Regions from separate parts of the Homo sapiens genome. Here region 1 is linked to region 2. The links are chromatin contacts, found by Hi-C in ENCODE. All regions are on one chromosome and are shown on one strand. The core of a region is the stretch at or near the end of the contact, and the rest is flanking DNA. Distances in the headings are between cores, read along the strand shown. Region 1 holds the start of TOR1AIP1 (torsin 1A interacting protein 1). Region 2 holds the start of METTL13 (methyltransferase 13, eEF1A N-terminus and K55).

What was found. A loop is a pair of places that touch in the nucleus more often than their neighbours do. Pooled maps may share reads with other maps.
Region 1: a pooled map shows a loop between it and region 2 (12-fold over the local background). The contact joins the promoter of TOR1AIP1 here to the promoter of METTL13 in region 2. A Hi-C loop is called at or near these places in 3 of 50 pooled maps.

Annotation. Positions count from the first base shown.
Region 1 is chr1:179,879,766-179,886,052 of GRCh38, forward strand. It overlaps TOR1AIP1 (torsin 1A interacting protein 1), which reads left to right and starts at 2,520. Exons shown (of 10, transcript NM_015602.4): 1 at 2,520-3,212; 2 at 4,927-5,004. The coding sequence starts at 2,738. It overlaps LOC139427322, which reads left to right and starts at 2,551. Exons shown (of 1, transcript NM_001436163.1): 1 at 2,551-2,628. The coding sequence starts at 2,551. The coding sequence ends at 2,628. RefSeq lists enhancers at 1,886-2,424, 2,337-2,446, 2,425-2,962, 2,467-3,226, 2,789-3,083 and 1 more.
Region 2 is chr1:171,777,576-171,783,930 of GRCh38, forward strand. It overlaps METTL13 (methyltransferase 13, eEF1A N-terminus and K55), which reads left to right and starts at 4,085. Exons shown (of 8, transcript NM_015935.5): 1 at 4,085-4,545; 2 at 6,165-6,355. The coding sequence starts at 4,393. RefSeq lists enhancers at 3,774-4,068, 3,898-4,431.

The DNA.
Region 1 (6,287 bases), core at 1,270-3,769, 8.1 Mb after region 2:
GAGCTGAGGCATCCTTTTTTAGTGGCCCAGCGCATCCCTTATAATATTGGCTATGACTCTACTGTCACTGTAATGTCACCTCTTTTCAGCCACTCTTATAGTCTGGATAATAGCTACAGCAGAGTATCTAGTTTCATAACAGTTTAGCTTTGCCTCAGAGCTAGTGATGAAAGTTTCGTATCTGTAAGGTTTCTAGGTGAAGGAGGCAGTCACAGTAGAGGTAGGTTTCCTTATGCTTACAACCTAGATGAGAGGGAAAATCCGATGCATATATATATGTGTGTGTGTGTGTGTGTGTGTGTGTGTGTGTTAGCATTAAAGTTACCATACCTCTAATTTTACAGTAAGTGTCTCATTAATTTAGTTGAAAGGCCATTCCTAAGCCTTTACAAGCAGTTTTAATTACAAAATATGCATATTCTGATTATTCAATAATATGCAGAACCTCTCCTCTGATTGTTCAATATGTAGAATCTCTTGTCTCTTTTTTAATTTGTCCCTCAAACCTAAGTTTTACAAGCCTGTATCCAAGTTTTATAAGCTAGTATCCCAGTTTCTACATAGTCATCTGTCTTGGTAAAATGTTTCAAGGAGACTTTAATGTTCATAATATGAACTCAATATATTACTATAAAATTTATATTTAATAATTAAATCTATTAAGGAACTTATACTATTGTGTTACTAATGAGTAATGTAATAGCCACTTTAAAGAGAAAGCCCTGCTTAAAACATAAATAAAAGCCACGTATTACCATATCAATACTTTTGAGCATTTTGTTGGAAGAGTAAATCTAGCTAATTTCCGAAATATACCATCTAATCCAGACTGACAAGGAAGAGTATCCTTTTCATTTTTCCTTAAAAGACAAGAAGAAAGAAGAAAGAGAGACAGAAAAGAAAGAAAGAAGTCTCTCTTTTGTTACTGCAGTTTTTAAAAGCTATATTGTACATAAAGCTACAGTAAACTAAGCTCCTAACAGGCCAAACCTTATCTCACTCTAAAACTGTAATTCCTCCTGCCTGTGGCCAAATTTATGGACAATATTAGTAAAAACATAGTACACAGTCGGGCAGGGTGGCTCACGCCTGTAATCCCAGCACTTTGGGAGGCCGAGAGGCGGATCACGAGGTCAGGAGATCGAGACCATCCTGGCTAACACGGTGAAACCCTGTCTCTACTAAAAATACAAAAAAATTAGCCGGGCGTGGCGGCATGCGCCTGTAGTCCCAGCTGCTGGGGAGGCTGAAGCAGGAGAATGGCGTGAATCCGGGAGGCAGAGGTTGCAGTGAGCCGAGATCGCGCCACTGGACTCCAGCCTGGGTGACAGAGCAAGACTCCGTCTCAAAAAAAATAAAATAAAAATAAAAATAAAATAAAAACATAGTACACATTACGACTTAAGTAGTTGAAATTTGTGCCAAGTTTGAGCAACAAATGAGTTGCTCAAAAACATTTTAAGGTGATTACTTGGAAGAATAAACAAACACCTTCAAACTTTTCAGAATCGCTCATTGTAACTGGTATCCAAATTACAATTTTTTAAATCTATTCACTCCAATCATACAAAGCCCTACAAGCAGTTGTATATTTGAAGGCAATTTAAGCTTTCTTTCAATAATTATTCAGACTTTACACGAACTTAATCGACCTTCTCTGAATGTGTCTAAATTTGGTTAGGTATTTGCAGATTAGCCACATCTGTAAACATTTGTATAAGGAGGTGAAACAAATAGATTTTACCATGCTTTCTTATTCCATAAAGTCCATAAAGCATTCTAAATCAAATGTAGAGTATCACGTCACATCCAGAATAAAAGTAAAAATAATGGATCACAACTTAAAATTACAGTGCTGTCTTTAATTAAAAAACTTGTTCATTTCTCACTGTGCACAATGTAGCACTAACATGGTCTTCCGAACACTGCTGCTTGGTATAAAACCGAGAAATATTAAAGACCAGGAATAAGGTTATGTGTCCTATGGGTACATTTCGGAAAAGAAAATACATCCAACGAGTATGACTCTAGATAGGATTTTGTACACCCTCAACAAGTGACAAAATTCAAAACTAGGTAACCGCCCTCATAAGGTACTTGAAACTAAAATTTTTGCCACGAAAACATGGCATGTGCAAAAGTTCTCTCTCTGGCCATCACTCCTGCTAAGGACACTGGGAAGGACATGGTCAACGTAGCAGTCGATCAAAAAGATTCCAGGGAAACTGCGCAACAGCCTGGGGCCGAGAAGCGAAACTTGGGTCTTCTCCACCCTCGTCGCACTCCTTTTCCCCGAGACTTGGTACTGGGAGATAGGACGGGAGTCTCCTACACGCAGTCAACACTTGCCACGAGCGGCTAGACTTAGGACAGGCAAGTTGCCCTGCCATCCTTCTATCGCCCCCACCCCTCCTTTACTTAAGGGCGATGGCAGAGACGTCCTCCTCCCCCTTCTCCTCCTCTTTGGTGCCTCCAGCCAGGAGGCGGGAGCGATCCACAGCAGCTGACCCAGCTCAGGCACTGCCTCTCTCACAGCCCTCAAGACACACCATGGGCCCAGAGGCAGGTTTGCTACACAGCAGCGACGACGCAGGCGGCGGCCCCAGCGACTCGCAACTGCCTCCCTGACCACAGCGGCCACCGCCCAACACCCCCGAGAAGCCATCGCCACCACCGGCAGGAGAACCTAGGGTCCATAAAGCCATCTTCGCGATCGACTAAAGCTACGTCAACAACTATGGCGGGCGACGGGCGGCGGGCAGAGGCGGTGCGGGAAGGATGGGGTGTGTACGTCACCCCCAGGGCCCCCATCCGAGAGGGAAGGGGCCGGCTCGCCCCTCAAAATGGCGGCAGCAGCGATGCGCCTGCGTACAGAACTCCTCCGTCGCGCCAGGGCCGGCGGGAAGTGAGGTTCTCGGACGAGCCGCCAGAAGTGTACGGCGACTTCGAGCCCCTGGTGGCCAAAGAAAGGTCCCCGGTGGGAAAACGAACCCGGCTAGAAGAGTTCCGGTCCGATTCTGCGAAAGAGGAAGTGAGAGAAAGCGCGTACTACCTTCGGTCTAGGCAGCGGAGGCAGCCGCGACCCCAGGAAACCGAGGAAATGAAGACGCGAAGGACTACCCGCCTTCAGCAGCAGCACTCAGAGCAGCCTCCGCTACAGCCGTCTCCTGTTATGACCAGGAGAGGGCTGCGGGACTCTCATTCCTCTGAAGGTGAGGACCGCGGAGGTAACAGTCCCAGCCGCGAGCCAGGGAACGCGCGGGGGCGGGCGCGCGCCTCGGTGGAGCTCATGCCCGCCTGGGTACTAAGTACTGGGATTGGCTAAAGGGTATTCCTCAGCCCCCTCTGGACTTGTGCCGCCGTGCAAGGGCCACCCTGACCCGCAGCGGGGAAGGAAGCGCCGACCGGAGGAGTGGAAAGATGGTCGTGTGGAGCGACCCGGGCAGGGCTGGGGCGCTCTGCCCAACATCGGGCATCAATTTAGGGGAGTCAGAGCTGCCTTTTTCTGCAGGCCTTCACGAGGGGACAGCGAATTACTGCAGGGTCGGTTTCATTTCGGTTCCCTCTACCCTGCGGATGTTTCTACAGAAACCACTTCCATTTCCTTCTTTAACGCTCGCGGGCCAGAGTCCCCAGCTGAGGATCTAACCTTTCAGTCTTTTTCCCTCCTCACCCAGGTGGGCAGAGAGGAAGGAGAAATTTTGTGAGTGGGCATTTCGAGGGATTGCTGAGTTTAGTGAATTGATTTGAGACCTCACCCAATACTTTCACCGAAATGGGGTAACTCATTTTTCCTGAACTGATGTTCCCCAGTGTTTGATAACTTGAGCTGATTGCTGTTTCTCCAGTGTGGTGGTCCCTGCCAAAAATCTGCCACTTTGGTGGCCGTCACTGTAACCTCAAGTAGTCTGGCAAATCAGACTGACAAAGTAACCTGAAAAACAAGACTATTAATTAGAGTTTTCGTCTAAATGGACAAAAGGGATGCTGACAAAGTGAGTGTATAGTGTTAGGTAAGTCATAGGTGAATCAGTTTCCTTAATCTATCCTCTCCCACCCTGCCCCCCCCATTTTAGGACCTAACACTGAGTCACAGATGAAGTTTCATGTTAATCCCATGTAAGGCACCTGTGAGGTAAAAATCAGCGGACCTGAGTCACAATGGGATGACATAGTTTGTGGTAGACTATTGATAGGCGGAGGAGTGGGTTTTCAGCTTAGAGCACGGTGATAGGCTGCAAGTTTACCTGCTGACTCGTGAAGGTACTGACAGATTTGAAGACTTGATTTTGGAAACTTTATGTTAAAGTTATGTCAGTTATTTTTGGGTGTAGCAACTGAAGACAGTTTAGCCCATATATGTGTTAGTTTTATCTCTTTTAAGATTACAAAGTTTTTGCAGACAAGGAGCCTATAATATATTTGATAGTAATTTAAGTACTTGGTTTAATTCAGTATTTTTCAGTACCTGGAAGAATGCTTTGTACATGGTAGGCAAAAAATATGTTACATTGTATTGAGTTCCACAGAGCCTAGTGCAGTTATACAGGCTAACTTTTTTTTAACAAGTAAAGAATTTACCCCTATTTTATTAAATCTTTAAGGATCTAAACATTTTTCACTCTTCTGCTTTCTTCCACATCATTTGTGACTCTCTACCCCATCTTTTTGATTTTCTGAAGTAATATATTTTTGTAAAACAACAATGGCAAATATTATTATATTCTGTTGAATTCATTGTATTCTGTCTCAAGAGGAGTTCTGACTGGTATATTTCCTAAGTTTTGGTAAACCTAACCACCTGTTTCTAAAGAAACGAATTTCTTGAATTTTTGCTTATGTATTGTTACAAAAATGCATAATCTGTGCCATGATCTCCCAGGTCATATATTCTGAATTTTAACTCTTGTTATGTCTGTTTTTTAGAGGATGAAGCATCTTCCCAAACTGATTTAAGCCAAACGATCTCAAAGAAAACTGTCAGGAGCATACAAGAGGCTCCAGGTAAGAATAGTTAACTTTTTGTTTTTCTCCTTACCTACCAACTTTTTAAATGTTCATTGAATTAAACAATGTAAGTATGTGTAAAGAAAAGACAAGGGCAGACACGTGAGTACTCAAGAGTACCAGCCACCCATATAACCTTGTAAGATAGGTATTATACCAATTTCATAGAAGAGAAAACTGAAACACAGAGAAGCTAAGACAATTCTGTAAGATCACATATGTGACTGAGCCAAAATTCAAACCCAGGTTTGTCTTCTCCAGAGCCCTTTTACTTTCCCCCCAAGTGCCTCACTATCATTCTCTCATGTCATAACTAGCTACTCAGTAAAATTTGTTCAATGTCAAATGAATGAATATGTTATACTGCCCTGTGTTTAAAATGGATTAACTTTTCTTCATGGTAAAATCTTGACACAGTGTGATCAGTCTTTTCAGTTTAATACTGTGGTTTATCAAATCTTAAGATGCTATCGACTATAAGAAACACCATCATTGTTTTATGTACCACCTAGCAAGGGAAAATGCTGCCAATTTTTTGGTAATTTGTAGTAATATGCCATAATTATATGATGCATCCCAATTTCAAAGATGTTAAAGTGTTTAAAAAAATTGTCAGAATCAATGTAACATGGAAGTAGGCTACATTTAATAGTTCACTTAAGTTTTAAAAGCTGATTAAAATATTTTAAAAAGCTGGAGAAGGGATCAAGTCCAGTTATTAATGCTTTGGGTTTTAGTTCCATTTAATTTTCAATTTGCTTTTTTTGATATTAGGAAAGTCTCACAATAATAAACAATCATAGCTGTTAAAACTGATAATCCTTGGTTTTTAGTACCCAGATCCTGACTTATTTACCTGTTTCTAATAAGATTATGCTTTATAATGTGAGCTATTGTATTCTAAACTTAGAATAAGTATGTCTGGTTCAAGTTGAGTTTCAAATAAAAACACCTTCATGCTAATTTTTTTTTCTTTTTTCTTTTTTGAGACAAAGTCTCGCTCTGTTGCTCAGGCTGGAGTGCAGTGGTGCCATCTCCACTCACTGCAACCTCCACCTCCCAGGTTCAAACAATTCTCCTGCCATAGCCTCCTGAGTAGCTGGGATTACAGGCGCCTGACACCACACCTGGCTAATTTTTGTATTTTTAGTAGACATAGGTTTTCACCATGTTGGCCAAGCTGGTCTCGAACTCCTGACCTCAGGTGATCCACCCGCCTTGGCCTCTCAAAGTGCTGGGATTATAGGCATCAGCCACCACGCCTGGCCTGTCCTATATTC
Region 2 (6,355 bases), core at 2,835-5,334:
GCCTCAGTCTTTCCTGAGAACATCTCTCAGATCAGGTCTTTCTGTCATGACTCTGCTTCTCTGTTGACTTCCTGTGGCCTGACAGGCTGAAGCTAAATATGTGGAATAGAAGACTCCTCAAAACCTGCCCTTTACCTCAGCCTCTAGTTGTATCTTCTGCTGCTTTCTCCCCACTGTGACCTTCTGCCCCAACCACACATACTCTCTCTCTCTCTTTCTCTCTTCTGTTTATGTTCCGTATTAGTTTCCTATCACTACTGTAACAAATTACCAAAAACTAGTACTATATGCAATACAAATTTATTATCTTACAGTTGGATCAGTCAGAAGTCTGACAAGTCTCAATAAATTAAAATCAAGGTGTCAATAGGGCCGTATTTCTTCTGGAGGCTCTACAGGAGAATTCATTTCTTTTCCTTTTCCAGGTTCTAGAGGTCACCGCCTTTCCTTGGTTCATGGCTGCTTTCCTTCATCTTCAAAGCCAGAAACATTGGGCCAAGCCCTTCTGTCTCTCCCTCTTCTACTTTAAAAGACCCTTGTGGCCCAGCCTGGCCAACATGGTGAGACTACTAAAAATACAAAAATCAGCTGGGTGTGTGCACGCCTGTAATCCGTAGCTACTCAAGAGGCTGAGGCAGGAGAATTGCTTGAACCTGGGAGGCGGAGGTTGCAGTGAGCCAAGATCGTGCCACTGCACTCCAGACTGGGCAACAGAGTAAGACTCCGTCTCAAAAAAAAAAAAAAAAAAAAAGAAAGAAAATGAAAAAGGACCCTGTGATTACATTGAGCTCAGTTAGATAATCTTGCTATGTCAGCTGATTAGCATCCTTAATTGCATCTACAACCTTAATTCTTCTTTGCCTTGTAACCTGTTACCTTCACAGTTTCGGTTCAGGGGATTAGGAGGTAGACATCTTTAGGGGAGCATTATTTTGCCTCTCTCATCCTCTGCCTCCCAAATTGTCAGAGATGCTTTTTATTCCCTCTTTATTATTTTACAATTAATCGTAGTAACAATCAATTGAATATTACCACAATTATGAGAATGTTTCAATTAAGTAAGTTTGACTGTAAATTATATATCCAGAGGTCTGGATTTATATTTTTAGGAAAAAACTCCACAATACTGAATGGCTTTATCTAAATTTAGCTTGCATTTTAAATCATATTTTTAACCACTCTGGGGATCCTAATAAAACACAAAGCATTTTAACATCTTATTGGTTTAAATTAACTAAGTATACTAATGATAACACATACCTATCAATTATATTTCATAGTTAAATCTTGAGAGAAATAAGCTTCAAATAAGTATTTTGAAAGGTTAATGCTAGGGTCTAATGTTACAATATATCTAAAATATTTCTGTGTTAATCTTACAATTTTAGAAAATCTCTAGTATGTTTAAGCTTAAAATGTTCTGGTTGTTATCACTTTTTTAGGCTCACAGAAGGGAGGCAGGCACAGATGGAAAAACGTAAGTTACTTACCCTTTTGGTCTGAAAAACACTGCAAACAGTAATCATACTTTTAGAGCATCAAATACGGGGCTGGAGCCTGGGCTGTGATAGAAATAACTTCGTCTTTTCTAATAACATGACCTTAACAGAACAGACAATGGAGACAGAGGGAAAAGCAGCAGCCAGAAATTCTTGTAAAGGTTCCAGAAGGTGAACCATGCTTTTTGGTTTTTCACCTATGTCATGCTGATATTAAGCAGTCAGATTATATAGTATTTTTGTCCCTTCCTCAGGGAAGCCTTCTCTGGTTACCCCTTAGATCAGTAGAGGTCACAAAGATATACTATCATGGAATGGTATGGTTCTCCTTCACAGCACTTATAACTCCCATTACAGACTATTTTTGTAATTGTTTAATGTGCCCTCCACGTGATTACCATGCTTACCACTGCATCCTTAGCTTCTACCACAGTGATTGGCCCCTATTAGACAATTAAAATATTTGTTGAACTGAATTGAATAAAGCTTTGGGGGGCACAGAGCAGCTGCTATGGTTTTTGTTTGTTTTTGTTGTTGTCGTTTTTGAGAGGGAGTCTCCTTCTGTTGGCCAGGATGGAGTGCGGTGGCGCAATCTCTTGGCTCACTGCAACCTCCGCCTCCCGGGTTCAAGCGATTCTCCTGCCTCAGCCTCCTGAGTAGCTGGGACCACAGGCACACACAACCACGCTCGGCTAATTTTTGTATTTTTATTAGAGACATGGTTTCACCATGTTGGCCAGGCTGATCTCAAACTCCTGATCTCAAGTGATCCGCCCGCCTCGGCCTACCAAAGTGGTAGGATTACAGGCGTGAGCCACCGCGCCTGGCTGCTATGCTGTTTTGCTTCTTTGGTATCGTGTAGCACATTCAGTACAAGTGATGTCCTCCGCTCTCAATAAGTGCTTCCTAAAGAACTCACATTTCACCCATTCAGAACCTTGCATGGTGTAGTAGCTGAAGTTACTACTTCAAGGACTCCTTCTCTTTATCTTGGGTAGAGAGGAACAATGTGAACTCAGCAAAGGGATCATGAAAACAGATTTTCTCTTATGTTACTTGTAGAAAGCTTTTAGATTTATCATTGAAAATTGCGAATTTTGAACCATATCCATTTTGACTTAATTGTATTTTAAAACAGTGGTTCTCAAAAAAGTGTGGTTCCGGGACCAACATCATCAGCATCGTGGGAACTTGTTAGAAACACAAATCCTTGGGCCTCACCACTGAACTAATGACTTAGAACAGGGGTTGGACTGGGGAATTCTGTGTTTTAACAAGTCCTCCAGGTGATTCTGACGCATGCCAGTTTGAGAATCACTTTTTTAAACCAATGTTTAAGTCCAATCTAACCTACTTAACTATTAACAGTCTACCTGGCTATCTACCTGTGGTAGTGTAGTATGTAACAGCCCACAGCACACATGCTCAATTCCAAGCCTATCTGCTCTCCGCAATCAGTATATTCCTCCTGCAATTTATCATGGTATGAAAGGCCCAGTGATACACATATTTGGTCATTTTCAAATAGTGCCTGCCAGCATAGTGGCTCACACCAGTCATCCCAGCACTTTGGTAGGGTGAGGCGAGATGATCATTTGAGCTCAGGAGTTTGAGAACAGCCCGGACAACATGGCGAAACCCCATTTCTACAAAAAAAAAAAAAAAATTAGCCAGCGGTAGTGGCGTGCTACTTGGGAGGCTGAGGTGGGAGGATCCCCTGACCCCTGGAAAGTGGAGACTGCAGTGAGCCATGACTGCACCACTGCACTCCAGTCTGGGCGACAGAGACAGACCCTGTCTGAAAAAAAAGTGCCCTTCACAGAAGCTTCCTCAGGGTATTAGCATGAGCATGTGAAAGTACAGTATGTTTATCAAACACATAAAATAAGCAGTTATAAATAACGTCAGAATAACACAAGGAGGCCAATTATCAAAATGAAAGGCTAGTTTTGCATGCTGTGCTTTGCGGAGAGAAGGAAGAGGGAGTTTTCATGTTATTACACTTTTGATAGCAGAATCCTATATTTTGGTGCAGAGGTGGCAAAATAAGGCGGGGGGTGCTGGTGCGCAGAAGCTGACAAGGTTAGAATGTGCAGCGTTTTTACGACGGACTGGCTTTACTCATTTCCTGCCTCACTTCTCTCCTATCTGTATAGGTTTTTCTTTTCGTCCTCCTCTACCAGTACGCTCCCGCCTGCCGCGCTCCGCCCTTGTGCGGCGCACGATCGGAGTCAGTGATTAAGCCGGCTCCAAGACAAAGCGGAGGCCGAGCCCAGGAAGCAAGCGCGCTCTCCGCCCCGCCTGGAGGGAGGGCCCAACCACAGCACAGCCGCGCTCACTCCTCACCCGGACGTGACCTAGTTCTCACAGAGGCCCGGCCTCTTCCGCCACAACTCCGGCCCGCGGTCCCGCCCCGTTCCGTGAATGGTCGGCCGGCCTCAGGTCAAAAAAGCGTTTAGGTGTCTGCGACGGAGCCTCCGGAGAAAGGCAAGCACGTCGCAGCCAATGAGGTGATAGAAACGCAAAGCAGCGACCAATGACTAGCTGAGTTGGGCTGGGCCGGCCGACGAATCACGAGGCTTCGCACCCGGATATGGTTATGGGCTCGGAAATCTAGTTCGGGAAAAGTGTGAGGGGCTCTTCACGTGGGGAAGGAACAGCAGGCGCGGAGGAGGGGGCAAGCGTGTGTGAGATTCAGTGGTCCATGCGTGCGTTTGTCGTGTAAGGGTCATTCCTGGGGTTTGGAGTGGGGGAACAAATCAATGTGGCTGTTTTTCCGTGGAAAGAATTCCCACTGCAGTGTCCCGGAGCCTGCGTGTGGTGGGCAAGCTCCTCAAATGGTATCTCACAGGGAATAGGGGAGTCTTGAAAACGCAGCTTCGGCAGTAGGAACATGAACCTCTTACCTAAAAGTTCCAGGGAGTTTGGCTCCGTTGACTATTGGGAGAAGTTCTTCCAGCAGCGAGGAAAGAAAGCTTTCGAGTGGTATGGAACCTACCTGGAACTGTGCGGGGTGCTACATAAATATATCAAGCCCAGGGAAAAGGTGAGGAGCGCGGGTTGGTAGCCCTTCGTACGTGCTCCGGAAGGTGGGAACTGGTAACAGGAATCTTGCACTTGGTGGACAGTGACAGGCGGGAGGACCCTAGTTGGACGCATATTTCAGCATTTCCTGCATTGTTCCTGCTAAAAGACAAACTAGAATATTCTTTCAGGCCGGGCGCAGTGGCTCACACCTGTAATCCGAACACTTTGGGAGACCGAGGTGGGAGGATCGCTTGAGCCCTGGAGTTAAAGACCAGCCTGGGGAACATGAGACCTCGTCTCTACAAAAAATGAAAAAATTAGCCGGGCGTGGTGGCGCGCATCTGTATTTCCAGCTACTCGGGAGGCTTAGGCGGGAGGATCGCTTGAGCCCAGGAGGTCGAGGCTGCAGTGAGCCATGATCACGCCACTGCACTCCAGCCTGGGTGACAGAGTGAGACCCTGTCTAAAAAAAAAAACATTTCTTTAAAGGTTTTCAGATAATAGACCTCCCACCCCAGCTCATTCTTGGATTAATAACCCTACTTGAAGAGTGACTTCCCATCTTGAAAGTATGTTCTTCTGTCACTGTGCATTCCTGTGCAACCTGCAGCAGGTGTGACTTTGTGTATGAATTTGTTTTTCAAATAGTCGTTGAGTGCGCCCCAAGTTTCAGGCACTGCTCAGTCCTTAAACTATAAGAGCATTAAGACGTAAACCCTGCACATGTTCCAGAAGTGAAACGTGATAAGTACAACAATGGGTTTGGTATAGGTGAGATTGTACTGGAGGTAGGGAAGGAGGAAGGTAGAAAACTTAACATTTGTGGGGAAGCTTTATGTGCCAAGCCTTATGTTGGGTGCTGTGTATGTGCATGTGCAATCTTTGAATTCTCATCATAAATTCAGGTGAGTGGCCATGCATACATTTTACAGATGAGGAAACTGAGGCCCCGAGAGCCACTTTTTTTTTTTTTTTTGCCCAAGATCATGTCCAGGTGGTCATGTGGGGATTTAAACTCAGGCCTGTCTGGCTCCAGAGCATATGCACATCTCTTTGTACCATGCTTTTCCAAAGATGGCAATATCAGAATTTCTAAGTTTGAATGGGAGATTGCTCCCTGGAGAGGGAGACAACAATCTGAATTTTAAGTTCGGCTTCAGAAGATAGCCAAATATCATGAGATGGAATCCGTGATGGAAGTAAGATTTGAATCCTCACAAAGTGTACTTTATTGTCTAAAGGAGCCAAAGGCATGAGTAGAGTGAGGAAATAGGGTTATTCCTGGCCTAGGATTTCAACTGTAACTCTATATTTGGATTCTCTGACTTCCTATTAATTCCTGAGTAATAAGTGCATGATTTAGAGAAAAGAACAGTTATGATTAATTTGTTTCTGCAACACAAAGCCCATTCTCATATAACCTGTATTGTAGCTGAATGTGGTTTTCACTAGCAAGTATATGTGGTGTTTCAAGATAGAGTCTAGCATCAACTCTACAATGTCGCTCTTTCTCTGGCAGTAGCGTCTCCACCTTCTGAAAATGTGACTCAGCCAAGGTGAGACTTGATTCCTTGAAGTACCTGAAGTACAGTCCTTTGCTTTGATTACCTCCCTCTTGTCTGTGAATTTTTTCTCCAGGTGCTGGTGATTGGGTGTGGCAACTCAGAACTGAGTGAGCAACTGTATGATGTGGGCTATCGGGATATAGTGAACATCGACATCAGTGAGGTTGTCATCAAGCAAATGAAGGAATGTAATGCCACCCGACGGCCCCAGATGAGCTTCTTGAAGATGGACATGACGCAGATGGAGTTTCCTGATGCCTCGTT